2 separate regions of the Homo sapiens genome follow, and region 2 is linked to region 1. The links are chromatin loops, found by intact Hi-C in ENCODE. Cell type or tissue: transverse colon. All regions are shown on one strand. Region 1 overlaps CAMK1D (calcium/calmodulin dependent protein kinase ID). Region 2 overlaps CAMK1D (calcium/calmodulin dependent protein kinase ID).

Region 1 (2,500 bases):
TTCATGCTGTTGGGATTGTTCTTTTTCACTGCATGTATGAAATTCCTTTGCATAAATGTAACACGAGGTGTTTATTCATTTACCTGTTGATGAACACAGAAAAAAACAAGGCCAGGTGCAGTGGCTCACGCCTGTAGTCCGAAATTTTGGGAGGCCGAGGCAGGCAGATCACAAGGTCAGGAGATCAAGACCATCCTGGCTAACATGGTGAAACCCCCTCTCTACTAAAAATACAAAAAAATTTAGCCAGGCGTGGTGGCGCACACCTGTAATCCCGGCTACTCAGGAGGCTGAGGCAGGGGAATCGCTTGAACCTGGAAGGCAGAGGTTGCAGTGAACCAAGATTGTGCCACTGCACTCCAGCCTGGGCGACAGAGCAAGACTCTGTCTCAAAAAAAAACAAAAAACAAAAAACAAAACAAAACTGAGTTTTTCCCAGTTTCAGGCTATTAAGTTAAAGCTGTTATGAACATTTGTATTCAAGTGTTTGTGTAGACCTATGTTTTCATTTCTTTCAGGTAAATATCTACGAATGGAATTGCTGGGTAATTTGGCACATATGTGTTTAACTGTTTTCCAGTGGGGTTGTACCATTTCATTCCCTCCAGTAATGTAAGATAGTTTTAGTTGCTCATTAATCCTTGGTGTTGTTGGTCTTTTAAATTTTAGCCATTCTAGTATGTACTAGTGTGGTCATGGCTCACTGTGTGTGTGTCTAATTAATAACTTTGTCTTATTTTTACTTTATCATAGTCTAGCAGTTTTCGGTTTTGAGAAAAATTGAGTGGAAAGTACAGGGAGTTCTCATATACCCCCAACCCAATTTGCCCTATTATTAACATCTTGAATTAGGGTGGTACATTTGTTATAATTGATAAGCCAATATTGGTATTGATGAGCGGTACATTTGCTATAATTGATGAGCCAGTATTGGTACATTATTATTAACTAAAGCCCTTAGTTTACATTAGGGTCCACTCTTTATGTTATACATTCTGTGGGTTTTGACAAATATATGACATGTATCCACCATCATAGAGGCCTGCAGAATCGTTTCACTGCTATACAAATCCTGTTTTCCACCTGTTCTTCCCTCCCTTCCCCTTCTCCTTCCAATCTTTGGCTGCCACTGACCTTTTCACCGTCTTCATAGTTTTACCTTTTCTATAAGGTCATATAATGGGAATCATACAATATGTAGTCTTTCAAGATTGGCTTCATTCACTTAGAAATGCACAGTTAAGTGGCTTGATAGCTTATTTCTTTTTAGCACTGGATACTAGTCCATTGTCTAGATGTACCACAGTTTACCTGTTCACCTACTGGGGGACTGTGTTGCTTCCGGGTCTGGGCAGTTGTGAATAAAGCTGCTGTAAATGTCTGTGTGTATTTGTTTGGTGGGGACAGAGGCCAGCTGCCAGCATTCTGGGAGCTGAGCTTGGGTGAGGCGGGAGCTTTTGTTCAGTGGCTTATTTTCTCTAAAGTGCTTTAATCTCCACTCCACTGTATGCAGTAATCTTCTTAGAGAGCAAACCTCTGGGCTTTCTTCAGGACAGGAGGGGAATCTGAGGATCTGAAGAGTCCTTTTAAAGACTGATCCAGTCCTGGTTTTAGCCTTACCTTTTGGTTTCTAAAACTATGACTATGCAATCAACTTTGCACTCGATGTAGTAAAAACGTTTCATGCCAAGGTGTTGAAAGGCCAAAATGACAATAAACACGTTTACATAAAAATATAATGTGCATCCGGTGAAGATGCAGAGCTAAAGGTGAGTCCTTTCTTCCAGATTCTTGTGTGTTGTCCCCATGTCGAGGTTGTCAGACTATTACAGGGAGCAAAGTTAGAGGCCGTGGTGTGGCTGTGAAGTGAAAAGCTGATTGTGTGGGAGGGTCCTGATTATAGTCATCGCAGACAAGGACGTGTTCTCCACCTGTGATTTTGTTTCAACCTCTACATTATCTCCCAGAAGTGTGCCAAACTGTAATTCTCACAATATCCAAGCTGATGTTTTTTAGTAGTAGGTTTCCTGATAGCATTATAACATTCATTTCTCTGGGCTCAAGCCATTGTTTCCTCGTAGCATCCTCAAAAGCAAGGGGTTCTGGATACAGAAGGAGGAGAACATCCATTGAGACCTTCGAGTGGGTCCTGACCCTGTGATTGTCTTGGATCATGTCTGTTGATGCCTCCCAGGGCAGTGAATGAACAGCAAGAGGGGACAGTGATGAGTTCAGTCCAGTGATGTATACGATAGACTGCAGTGGATGGAGGCAGGGCTGCAGCTCTCTGAGAGATGGTCTGTTCCGGAGAGGCTGAGGTCAGAAGGACAGTGGGACAGGGAGGCACCTGAGCCCCGTAGGGTGGCCTCTTGGCTTGGTTTTGGGTGTGATTGGACGAGATGGCCTCTACAGTTCTTTCTAGCCATAAGGATGTAGGATACTAAAAATGAAGCCCCATCTCTTCACCCTGATATTCGAAGCTGCTTATAACCTGGTTACT
Region 2 (2,500 bases), 170 kb before region 1:
CACTGCCATGCCTGGCAAATTTTAAAATTTTTTGTAGAGATGGAGTCTCGCTGTGTTCCCCAGGCTGGTCTTGAAATCCTGGACTCAAGTGATCCTCCTGCCTCAGCCCCTAAAAGTGCTGGGATTACAGGTGTGAGCCTCTGTGCCTGCGCTATGTTGCCACTCACCTAATAATCTGCAAACCTCTGGAGAATGGAACTAAGCCAGACTGGCTGTCCGCGCTCAGGTTTTTTAGTAGGTAAAATTTTAGGTGAATGACAGTTAGCTGTTCTCCTACATTCTCATTGCCAGGTTATAATGCAAGCAAGTTTCATACCAAATTCACATAAGATCCCTTATTTAGGAAATGTGTGAGCAGGCCGGCCGGCTGGCCGAGTACAGTCTGGGTGGTGGTTCTGTCATCAGGAGTCCCTGCTCTGTGCCTTACTGTGTGCTCTGAGTGCCACTTTGGATGAAAGCTTCCCTCGAGGCAGATTTTCCAGTATTCCAAAACCAGGGTTCTCTTACCCTAGGAGGAGCCTCAGGCAGCCAGAAATTTCCCAAACCAATGGCTGGACCTTTTTAGGAATCTCGCATAAGGATAGAGGGTCTTGCTCTGTAGCTCAGGCTGGAGTGCAGTGACATGACCAGGGCTCACTGCAGCCTTGACCTCCCGGGCTTAAGCAATCCTCCTGCCACAGTGTCCCAAGTAGCTGAGACTTCAGGTATGCACCACCACACCCAGCTAATTTTCGTATTTTTTTGTAGAGACAGGGGTTTTGCCATGTGGCCCAGGCTGGTGTCAAACTACTGGGCTCAAGCAGTTCGCCCGCCTTGGCCTTCCAAAGTGTTGGGATTACAGGCATGAGCCACTATGTCCAGCCTGGTAATCACGGTTCTGACTGTTGTCACCTTAGATTAGTTTTGCCTGCTTTTAAATTCCATATAAATGGAATTGCACTTATGTTTTATGACATTGATTCATGTTGTTGTATGTAAAAGTTGTTCGTTTTTTCCCCATTGCTCTGTAATTCCATCATATAAAGTTTAGGTTCCTTTCTGTAGTTGATGGACATTTGGTTGTTTCCAGTTTGGGACAATATGAAGCAAACAGCTGAAAACATTCTTGTCCATGTCTTTGGTGGATGGAGTATGAGTTATTGATTAGGTTAACTGACTGTTCTTAGAATTGACATTTACAGCAACTAGCCCATGGAGAATATCATGCTGTCCGTGCCAAATGATTTTAAAGTAAACTGAAGGTGTTATACAAAACCATATTAAACAAAGGAGTGAATTTAGTCTCATATGACTTGTATTTAGCCAGTTCGTGCCAGTATGAAAGCAGATCATTGCTTTGGTGCACCCCGCCCATAATAAATGTTCTAAGTCAGAAGGTCAATTTCCTGAAATCTGAGATTCTCATGTGAAAGTACATTGTTTCCTCATGCCTTCTCCAGAAGCTTGGGTGGGAAAGAACCCTTTATCGCTTCTGCAGATAGGCACCATTTTCTCATTATAGATTCTCACTGTGAAAAAGTCATGAATTACTAAAAACTCTGGGAATATAAACTAGGTTTGGGGATCCCCTGAATTGGAATGAATAAAGTTTTAAAATATTCATTTATGTTTGATTTCCATGTCATTGTGTGTCTTGTGATGAGAAAAATATTTGCTGCTGATTTAGAATTCCTGAATGCTCTTATAAAAATTTAATTCCACCCATATTAACTAGGCTTTCAAGTCTTTTTGAGAGGGGCTGTTTTCTTCCAATAGGTTGCTAGAGGGGAAACCTGTTAGCCTAAGAGAATTGTTGGATGCAAGTTTAATAGGGAAGGTGAACTCAGACCACCAGTGGGGGATGCCGCATTGATTTAAATTTTAAAAGATCCCGTGTTTTATGAAAGTAAAGAAATAGGTTAACAGTCCCCGTGACAAGAATGGAAAACATTCTCAGGACCTATACCACACATATACATTTAAAGTATCACTCAGCCTGGGCAACATGGTGAGGGCCTGTCTCTACAAAAATTTAAATCTTAGCCAGGCATGGCGGCACGTGCCTGTTGTCCCAGGTTGAGGCGGGAGGATCACTTGAGCCCAGGAGGTCAAGGCTGCAGTGAGCTATGATTGCGCCACTGCAGTCCAGCCTCGGTGACAGAGTGAGACTCTGTCTCAAAAAAAAAAAAAAAAAAAAAAATCTCTACCTTTTTATAGCACCTAACAGTACTTTTAAACAACCCTACAGGAGGGGCATCTGGTGCCATGAACTAACATTACGGATACATTTACCCTTTGACCCAGCAGTCCTGTTTCTGGGAATCTTTACTGCAGATACACCCCCACATGTGATGAAATGACATTTGCTCACAATTATCATTGAAGCTTTGTGACACCAGAGTGTTGGAAGCCGCCAAGTGGCCATCAGTCAATAAGGGACTGGTTAAAGGGGTGATGGTGTGTATCGACAGTGGAACGCTATGCAGCTGTTAAAGAGAATGATAAAAATCTGTGTTTCTGT

Evidence for each region. Peaks named below come from ENCODE experiments on the same cell type or tissue, not always from the same donor. Only the 100,000 strongest peaks of a DNase experiment are listed, where the experiment ranks them.
Region 2: a loop joins it to region 1, with 3 times the contacts of the local background. A loop is called at or near these places in 2 of 110 quality-filtered maps.

Annotation. Positions count from the first base shown.
Region 1 is chr10:12,627,690-12,630,189 of GRCh38, forward strand. The region is part of intron 2 of CAMK1D (calcium/calmodulin dependent protein kinase ID); the gene reads left to right. Among named protein-coding and RNA genes, the nearest start is that of MIR4481, 24 kb to the right of the region's middle. In transverse colon, no CTCF peak of the experiment used is centred here; a DNase peak (open chromatin) is centred at 1,382; H3K27ac peaks cover 2,036 bases.
Region 2 is chr10:12,454,611-12,457,110 of GRCh38, forward strand. All of the region lies in intron 1 of CAMK1D (calcium/calmodulin dependent protein kinase ID), which reads left to right. It also overlaps the pseudogene RNU6ATAC39P. Among named protein-coding and RNA genes, the nearest start is that of CAMK1D, 110 kb to the left of the region's middle. In transverse colon, no CTCF peak of the experiment used is centred here; a DNase peak (open chromatin) is centred at 1,351; H3K27ac peaks cover 2,143 bases.